Linked DNA regions of Mus musculus: region 2 is linked to region 1. The links are chromatin loops, found by intact Hi-C in ENCODE. Cell type or tissue: heart. All regions are shown on one strand.

Region 1 (5,000 bases):
AGTACACTACTTCAGTCTTATAATTAGAGTCAGAACATTTGGACTTTGTTCTATCTAACACATGCACCTAGCAGCTGACATACAGTGTATTTCACTGTTTCCTTCTTGATCAGAAAGAACACAGGAGAACTAAAAGCACAGCTGAGAGAGAATTGCTTGCAGGTGGGAGGAGTTCCAAGCGTGCCAGAGTTACCAAGTGCAGCACATTCCTGTGTTGGCTGTCAATCTTCTTTAGGAAATATTGGCAAATAACAGTTATAAACAATACCAATATGCAACTAAACAAATACCAAAATTAATACATCATGTACCATCTGGGTTCATTAAAAATATAAAAAAATTATGTGTGTGTGTGTATCTCCAAATCAGTACTTCATCACAGATTAAATCATAGTAAAGGAAGACAGGCTGAAGCCGGGCGTGGTGGCGCACCCCTTTAATCCCAGCACTCGGGAGGCAGAGGCAGGCGGATTTCTGAGTTCGAGGCCAGCCTGGTCTACAGAGTGAGTTCCAGGACAGCCAGGGCTATAGAGAAACCCTGTCTCGAAAAAAACAAAAAAAAACAAAAAAAAAAAAAAGAAGATGGGCTGAACTGATAGGGGCAGAGGCCACAGGAATGTCACCGTGACATCAGCATTTCTCAACAAAGAAATCCCGTTGTACACTAAGATTGCTTACCTGTGATGTGGTAGTGGTTCCTGCAGAGGCTGAGGTATTGGGCCTAATTGTGACAGTTGCAGTCCTGGGCTGGAATGAAGTAAAGGTTTGCTGGCTTGGACCTGTAGTCGATGGAATGATCCCCAGGACCTTCTGCTGTACCTGGACCATGCCTTAGAAAGAGATGAAGAAGACATGAACCACCCCCTTCAAAGAAAGGCAGTGGGTGCTGCTGGTGTCTGAGGAGGAACTACGTGTGGCGGGTTGCAGAGTGGGCTACACAGAATGTGACACCTGACGACTGAAACCAGTGAGGAGGAGATGGAGGATGGCGACAGCATGATCTGGCGAAGGTGAACTCAAACTCTGTGCGGTTGCTTCCCTTACCTCCTTGTGTTGCTGGCACATTTACAGCGACAATCTTGCTGTTTGCAGGAAGTGGCAATTTGGTAATTACTTTTCCTGCCATAGTGACGGGACTGCCCGTAATTTGGAACGTCTGACCTGTGCTGGCAATGGTGGTAGCAGAGGTGGCAGCTGTGCTGGTGGCTAATGGGGTATAAGACATTTAATAAACTTTAGATTTAAATAACCAGCAGCGAAGTGACTTCTAGGAAGGGCACCGATGCACGAAATGCAGATCATTCTGTATTTAATAAAAACACCCCTGCTCCAAGTGCCCTGGCTATGTGGGTACTGAAGGTGAGGACTGCAGAGAGGAGACGCACAAAGAGCAGCTATGACAACGACTGTCCAGCCTGTCTGCGCAAGCAGTGGCAGAGGCAGAACCACACTCTCAGGAAATGAAGGTTAGAAAATGCTTTTCCCCACCCAGAACAAAAGCAATGTTCCACTCATTCACCCTGGCTCTACCTGAATTGGACTGGCCTTGCTTCACCCACGTGGCAAAAGTTTGATGGAAGTTCTTGTTTTGCTGGAATGTGACTGTGGCAGGCGAGCCGACTTTTGTGGCCAGCACCATCTTTGTTCCAGGGGTGACCGAGCCACTTAAGGGAGCCACCATCACCTTCTGGGCTGGAGAGACAGTGCTGCTTGTGTTGTTTGCTGGGGACGTGGTGGACGCTGCGATGACTGCAGGCTTCTGCTGCTCCAAACGTTTCTGAGAGTCAAGAGAGGAAAAGTGAACTCCAGTTCTCCATGGCAACCCCCATTCTGTAGGGTTTGCCAGATGTTGAACTTGCAAAAGGAAAACATACCTGTCGAAATTTACCCCAGCCTCTATTTCCAGTGCCTACATCATAATAAATTAATCATAAATAAGAAATTTAAATGATCAAAATGTTCTATACAACATCCAGTGAGTGAGGAGGGAATGGGAAATCTTCCTGGAGACAGGATACCTGTGACTCTTAATCAGAGCAGGAAGAGTGGGCTGGGCCTGACAGCATTGCTAGCTTAGATTATTCCATCATAAACAGCAGGATAGTAGTTTTTACTATTACTATTCAGGTCAGCAAACTTGTCATCAAGTTAAATGGAAAAGTAAAAATAGTTTTGAGACTCTGTTACTGTTATTTATAGCCAGGGTCTGACTCTGTAGCTCAAGTTGGCCTGGAACAAACGCCATGTGATCTTGAACCTGGGGCAATCCTTTTGCTTCAGCCTCCTGAATACTGGGAATACTTCATGTACTATGTAATTAAAGGCACTTTAAATGCTTTATACAGAGGGAAATCCCATCAGCATTACTGGGGACACCACTCAGTTGGCAGAGTGCTTGCCTGGCACGCACAAGGCCCCGGGGTCATTATTCTGCACTGCAAAAAATTACAATGAAAATAAGTAAAACCAGGGTTAAACTGGGTGTGGTAGACACATGAGTAATCCCAACTCTGGGACCAGCCTAAGCTTTAGTGTAGGATCCACTCTAAAAAACCAGGCCCAGCCTCATGGTACATGCCTTTAATCCCTACACTGTGAGGCAGAGGGAGGCAGTTCTTTGTAAGTTTGAGGGTAGCTCTATGTATAGAGTTCTGGGACAGCCAGGACTATACAAAGAGCCACTGTCTCAAACAAAACAAAACAAAACAAAACAAAACAGGTACAAAAGACAATTCAACTCGCATGTTTTAAATGAAAGGCTATTTGGATTTATCCACAGTGGTCCACTAAGCCACAGCTCAGGCTTCCATACAATACGACTAGTGTTTGGGCAGTACACCTCATGTAGCAATAGTTGTCACCAAAATCAGTTAGCTGGCTTTGTAAATGCTAAACATGAAGAAACTTGGCTGACAGACAGGCTGTGCTAGGGACCCATGGACCCAGCTCACGATGGAGCTGTGATGAAGTCCATTTACATACACTCAAAAGTATGAGGCAGAAGGGTTGCCTTAAATTTGAGGATGCCTGAGATATAGACCAACACTGTCTCAAAACCACTAACAAGAGCTGGGCATGGCGGCTCATGTCTGTAACTGAAGTACATGAGAGACAGAGGCAGGAGGACTACCGTGAGTTTGAGGCCAGCTTGAGCTACCCACTGAGGTATGGGAGAGCCTGAGCTACTGTGACACCATGCTCCAGACTCTATGGAGCCCAGGGCGTCCCCAGGCGTCCCCTCTCCTCCACCATCCCAGGCACTCTGCTTGCATTGCTTTGGCAGACAGCCCATATACTTGAACAGAACTGGAAGGATGCTATCAGCGCTTATTTCTCAGCTTTTTTTTTTTTTTTTTTTTAAAAGATTTATTTATTTATTATATGAAAGTACACTGTAGCTGTCTTCAGACACTCCAGAAGAGGGCATCAGATTTCATTATGGATGGTTGTGAGCCACCATGTGGTTGCTGGGATTTGAACTCGGGACCTTCGGAAGAGCAGTCGGCGCTCTTAACCACTGAGCCATCTCGCCAGCCCTATTTCTCAGCTTTGTTCTGCATACTTAGAACCATCATCTGATCCAATTAGTTCAAAGGAAAATAGTAGCAAAGAAACAACACATAATTACAAGTATTGCACTAAGAGAAAATGCATTAAAAGCATGAAGAGCTACTTGAAAACAAATTAAAAAGTGGCGAACTAGGTTGTGGTGCAGAGATGACAAAATACACCTATAAAAGGGAGGAAAGAACAACTAGCCAGTTGCTATAGGAACAGATGCCAGTTGCTATAGGAACAGATGCTTATGCTTTTCTGTACATTTCCTAAGCTGAATTCAGCACATAATCCAATAGTGCTATTTCTCCAAATTTCAAGTGAATAGACAGATGCAGAATAAACTGAAAGACAGGTCAGAGCTTGAAAAACATGCTTTATAAAACCTTAAAGCCTAAAAAGTAAGTGTTTTTAAAATATATGCAGCTGGGGCTGGAGAGATGCTCAGGACAGGGCTGCTCTTAAAGGGACCAGAGCTTGTTCCTAGCACCTGCATAGTGGTACAGTCATCTCTAACTCCGGTTCCAGGCATCTGACACCCTCTTCTGGACATCATTGGTACCAGGAGTGCACCATGATACACAGACATATGCAGGAAAAACACCATACCCATAAAATAAAAATAAACGTGTACCTATGTCAACATTTCTGTTGTAAACCCACGCTAAGTGTTCTCTAGATTTACACTTGCAGAAGCAAGCACAGCCCTCTGATTCTTGGATACAGTACATGGGTCACCAGACAGGATGCTGAAAAACCAGCAAACGACTTGTCGAGGAGCATTGATTCCAATCAACTGAGAGCCTTGGTGAAGCTTCCTCCTTCACAGGCTTCACTGGAGCTCAGCAGGAAAAGAGTCTTTAGAGATGACTCAGGGAACTGTAACAGCAATCAGAGGCCACAATGTCCCACCACACTATGCTCAGTTTGCAGAGGTGCAGGGTCATGGATCACTGAGACAGTTTCAAGAATGAAACATGAGGTACACTTGACTTTAAGTATCCCACGTGAAGCCATAATCCCGGGCCTTTCGTGTTCCTGAATTTGGTTAAGAAGGTCACCCTGCCGTGCAGTGCCTCCCGGGAAGCTGCCCTGCTGCCCACTGACCTTGGTCTGCTGCTCTGCTGCTTGAGCCTTTTCTTTCTCCACTCTGCAGGGAAAAGGAGCGACTCATCAGAAACCGTTCACAAACGAAATCTGGTTGACTTGGCATCACACAGAGGCATGAACTGTTTCTTTTAAATGAATGTTTAAGGTAACTTAAGAATAACGAAACACACTAAATGTAGAAACAAGGCTTACACCAACTCCCCCGAGCTAGCATATACAATCAGAGGGTAGAGGAGACCGCAGAAGCTCCCATGTGACCAGGTGTTAACTGTTACCTCTCAGCAAAAGCCCTGATCTCCCAGAGCTCCAGCTCTTCTTCTGCTACCCAGCTCTCA
Region 2 (5,000 bases), 96 kb after region 1:
TCACAGACATGAACATGAATGTGCATCTGTGGGCTCAGGCTTGAAGAAATGCGGTTCTCTTCCTTTTTGTGTGTCTGAAGTGCCATAGTGCTTAAGTAGAGGTCAGATGACTTTGGGTGTCTTCTCACCTCTGCTGTTTGAAACGGCTTCTCTTTGTTGTTGGCTGGTGCTTATGGGAGATGAGCCGCTATGAGCTGGCTTCCAAGGGTTCTCCTGATTCTGCCTCTCTTCCCCAGAGAAGGACACTGGGATGTGTATATGTGCTACCACACCCAGCTTTATGTGGGTCCTGGGGACTTGAACTCAGATCCTCACAATTGCGTGGCAAGTACCTTGTCCTCTGTACCATTACATTACTCTAGCCACAAATATGAAGGTTAAAAGACACTTCTTGCTATGCCTGTGTAGGCAAAGTAGTTAACAGAGATGATCCCCCCATTCCAGACTGCTTTATCTCTACAGCAACTGCTTTATCTCACAGCATCCACTGCAGACACAGTGAGCTAAAGGACTGTCCTCCTGAGGATTAGCCTGCAGGACAGAAGGCAGAGAGATGCCTTCCCTTCCCTTCCCTCTTCCTGACCCTCTCACGCCATCCTGGGTTTATCAGTACACACCCTATGCTGAGAGAGGGAGGGGGAGAGGGAGAGGGAGGGGGAGAGGGAGGGAGAGGGGAGAGGGGAGAGGGGAGAGGGAGGTAGGGAGGTGTGGACACTGTCAGGAAGACACCAGGGATGCCTGGCCCAGGATTGATGCCAGGTTGGATTCTTTTTCTGACTCTCGTGGCCTCAGCATACATTCCTTTCCCAAACTGGAAACTCCACAGCAGAAGCATCTGTGAGTCACTGGGGAGGCTGCAGGGGGAGCGGGAAGGTCGAGCATTTCTGGATTTCTGGGCATTGAGGTAATTTGGATGCTGAGCAGACACAATCAGCTCCCAGTCCCCTGTTGGACTATCTTGGGGCATCTTGGAAGTGCATTAATGGTTTGGCCACATAATCAGCAAATATAGAAGCACAGTTTATTCCCAAAGCCAGACTGAGATGAGCTCTGATGAGTTCCTGTTCTTTAACCTCTTGGGCAGGTCGAAAGAGCTTGGGGGAAAGATGGGAAAGGCACAGTGAAGGCAGGACACATACAAAATGTTAGTGTGAACAGCCCTGTCTTAGCTCATCCATCTTGGGACTTCAGGCCAGTCACTGGGCCTCTCTAGATCTTGATTACCTCAGCTACAAGGTGGAAATAATGGTAACACCTGCCATTTCTCTGAGCAAAGGAGAGCTAGTACTAGTATCTGGAAGATAGCTTAATGGTCTAAACTGCACCCAGAGCCTTGAAACTGGGAGGCAAGCGCCGCCCCCCCCCCACTATTGAGTCACACCCCAGTCTGGTGTTAGCAGGTGTTCTACTGCCATTGTTGATTTGTGTCAGATGAGGTCTAAACAGGAGGATAGCTGAGGCAAAGCATGAGGTGGCCAGCCTCTTGGGATGGGATTACAGATACACTTCACTATTTTTAACGTAAAATAACTGCATCTGTGTGTGTGCCTGTATGTGATTTAAGCACATGTGTCTGTGTGGGTTCATATGTGTTTCTTTTTTTTTTTTAAAGATTTATTTATTGATTATATGTAAGTACACTGTAGCTGTCTTCAGACACTCCAGAAGAGGGCGTCAGATCTCGTTACGGATGGTTGTGAGCCACCATGTGGTTGCTGGGATTTGAACTCCGGACCTTTGGAAGAACAGTCGGGTGCTCTTACCCACTCAACCATCTCACCAGCCCTCATATGTGTTTCTAAGTGCATATGTGTGCAGAGAATCATCTCATTTGTTATTTCTTTCTTTTACTTTTATTTTTTATTTATTTTTTATTTGCTATTTCTAAGGGTGCTCTGCCTTTATTTTTGAGACAGTGTTTCTTCCTGGCCTGCACCTCAGATTAGGACAACAGACTGCCTGGCCGATGAGCTTCAGGGATCCACTTGTCTCTGCCTCCCAGCATGGGGAATATTGTATGTACCACCACTGGCTTCTCCGGATTGAGTTCCGGGGACTGATGTTGATTTTGTGGTATGTTACCAAAGCTGTATCAGCAGCTCTTCCACCTTCCGTCTTCTTTCTTTTTTTTTTTTTTTAATATCTTTTTTTTGTTGTTGTTGTTGTTTTTTTTTTTTTTTTTTTTTTTTTTTTTTTTTTTTGGTTTTTCGAGATGGGGTTTCTCTGTATAACCCTGGCTGTCCTGGAACTCACTTTGTAGACCAGGCTGGCCTCGAACTCAGAAATCCGCCTGCCTCTGCCTCCGGAGTGCTGGGATTAAAGGTGTGTGCCACCACACCTGGCCCGTCTTCTGTCTTAACAGGATCACTCCAGCCAGAGCACTGAGAATAGACTGCTGTGAGCAGCTCTGGAGGCTTTGTGGCAAACCAGTTGTAAGAGAATTGTGCCTTGGGCCATAATTCTTGTGTTTCTGGGGCAGAGCTGTGGCCAGGACTCTGTTCTTTCAGAGGAGCAGAGTCTGGTTCCTAGCACCTATGTTAAGTGGTTCTCACCTGGCTTTAGTTCCAGCTCCAGGGGATTTGCTGCCATCTACTGGCTTATGTGAGTACCTGCACGCACACATACAAAATCTTAAAAAATAAAATAAAAAAGGATGGGGATGATGGCTTGGGAGATGGCACAGTTGTTAAAAGCTAGGCTCACAACAACAACCACAAAGCCCCCAGACCCCTGTAGGTCAGAAGACAATGTTTGATCCTATAGTACTGAAGTTATGGACAGCTATAGCCACTATGTGGGAGCTGGGAACCAAACCCAGGTCCTCTGCAAAAGCAAAAAGTGCTCTTAAACACTGAGCATCTCTCCAGGCCCAACTGCACTCTTAAACTTACAGTGGCTGTAACTGGCTTTGAAGGATTGGGCGATACCCTGTCTTGGAGTGAGGAGGGACTCACAAGGCTCCAACCCTCTCAGAGGATCTGCATTCAGTTAATTCAGTTACTGTGGGAAGGAGAGGCACTTTCCTTCAGTGGTGTAGCCATGGGTCAGATGCCCATAGCTCAACCCCAGAGGAACTCACAGGGTCTCTCTCTCTCTCTCTCTCTCTCTCTCTCTCTCTCTCTCTCTCTCTCTCTCTCACACACACACACACACACACACACTCACACAGACAGACAGACAGACAGACAAACAGACTAGCAAGCAGAGGGACTAGAGAGCAGAGGGACTAGTTAAGGACCTTAGAAGTGGATCAGCAGGAATGAGGGGAAGGAAGGAGAATAAGTAACTATGATGTATGGACAAACAGGGAAGTGCCATAGTGAAGCCCATTATTATGTGTGATTGACAGATGCTAATAAACACCCATACACAAAAGAAACCCCACAGAGGGTAGCCTGGCAACTGCCAGAGACTGCTATGAGGAGGAATTCAATTGCTTAGTGGGTAGTTTTGGTTTCACAAGATGAAAATCTGGACATTGGTTGTACAGCAAAAATAAACAAATTAATGGGTACTGAATTGTGTGCTTAAAATAGTTAAAACAGTAAATTTTATATCTATTTTGCCTAATTTTTTTTAGAAAAGAAAGTGGTTCAAAAGTTACTTGTGGGCCTGGAGAGATGGCTCAGCAGTTAAGAGCACCTGGGGCTCTTGCAGAGGTTTCAGGTTTGGGTCCCAGCACCCATGTGTTAACTCGGATTCTATGTAATGTCAGTTCATGGGCTCCAACACCCTTCTGGCTGCTGTGGACACCAGACACGCATACTGGTTTTTTCTTTTCTTTTCTTTTCTTTTCTTTTCTTTTCTTTTCTTTTCTTTTTCTTTTTTTCTTTTTTTTTTTTTTTTTGGTTTCTCAAGACAGGGTTTCTGCCGGGCAGTGGTGGCACACCTCTTTTATCCCAGAATTTGGGAGGCAGGCGGATTTCTGAGTTCGAGGCCAGCATGGTCTACAAAGTGAGTTCCAGGACAGCCAGGGCTACACAGAGAAACACTGTCTCAAACAAACAAACAAACAAACAAACAAACAAACCCAAAACAACAACAAACAAAAAAGAAAGTTATAAAGAAGATAACAATAAAGAAACCCTGTCTTTATTGTTACTTTTTTTTTTGCCGGGGGGTGGGGGGGTGGGGGGGTGGGGGGGTGAGAGGTGTGGGGGGGGAGTGGGTGGGGTCCTGGAACTCACTCTGTAGACCAGGCTGGCCTCCAAGTCAGAAATCCGCCTGCCTCTGCCTCCCAAGTGCTGGGATTAAAGGGGTGCACCACCACTGCTTTACAGTGCACAGACATACACAAAGGTAAAACTTGCATACACATAGAAATAAATAATAAGCATGGTGGCGCACGTCTTTAAACAAAACAAAACAAAAAAAACCCAAAAAAAACCAAAAGAAAGAATAAAAACTAAAAGGGAACTTTGAAACAATTTCTTTTTTTTTTTTTTTTTTTTCCTTTTCTTTTTGATTTTTTGAGACAGGGTTTCTCTGTGTAGCCCTGGCTGTCCTGGAACTCACTTTGTAAACCAGGCTGGCCTCGAACTTGGAAATCCGCCTCCCTCTGCCTCCTGAGTGCTGGGATTAAAGGCATGCACTACCACCACTCGGCTTGAAACAATTTCTTAAACAAACAAACAAACAAACAAAAAACCTTATTCTTAAAAATTATTTAGAAGGCTGGAAAGAAATGACTCAGAGGTTAAGAGCACTGACTGCTCTTCCAGAGATCCTGTGAGTTCAATCCCCAGCAACAACCACATGGTGGCTCACACTATCTATAATGGGATCCGATGCCCTCTTCTGGTGTGTCTGAAGACTGTGACAGTGTACTTACATAAATAAATAAATCCTTAAAAAAATTACTTGGAGTGGTGAAATACTAGGGGTGAAACAGACTGAGCCATCTCTCCAGGCCCACAAGTAACTTTTGAACCACTTTCTTTTCTAAAAAAAATTAGGCAAAATAGATATAAAATTTACTGTCTTAACTATTTTAAGCACAC

What was found. Peaks named below come from ENCODE experiments on the same cell type or tissue, not always from the same donor. Only the 100,000 strongest peaks of a DNase experiment are listed, where the experiment ranks them.
Region 2: it touches region 1 in a loop (2.2-fold over the local background); 2 of 42 quality-filtered maps call a loop at or near these places.

What each region holds. Positions count from the first base shown.
Region 1 is chr11:107,061,006-107,066,005 of GRCm38, forward strand. Bptf (bromodomain PHD finger transcription factor) reads right to left here. Exons shown (of 28, transcript NM_176850.3): 14 at 4,941-5,000; 15 at 4,663-4,705; 16 at 1,531-1,777; 17 at 679-830. Among named protein-coding and RNA genes, the nearest start is that of 1810010H24Rik, 38 kb to the left of the region's middle. In heart, no CTCF peak of the experiment used is centred here; a DNase peak (open chromatin) is centred at 2,246.
Region 2 is chr11:107,156,688-107,161,687 of GRCm38, forward strand. Gm11715 (predicted gene 11715) reads left to right here and starts at 721. Exons shown (of 3, transcript NR_169178.1): 1 at 721-837. In heart, a CTCF peak has its summit at 2,587 (motif pointing left); no DNase peak of the experiment used is centred here; H3K4me3 peaks cover 382 bases; H3K27ac peaks cover 1,517 bases.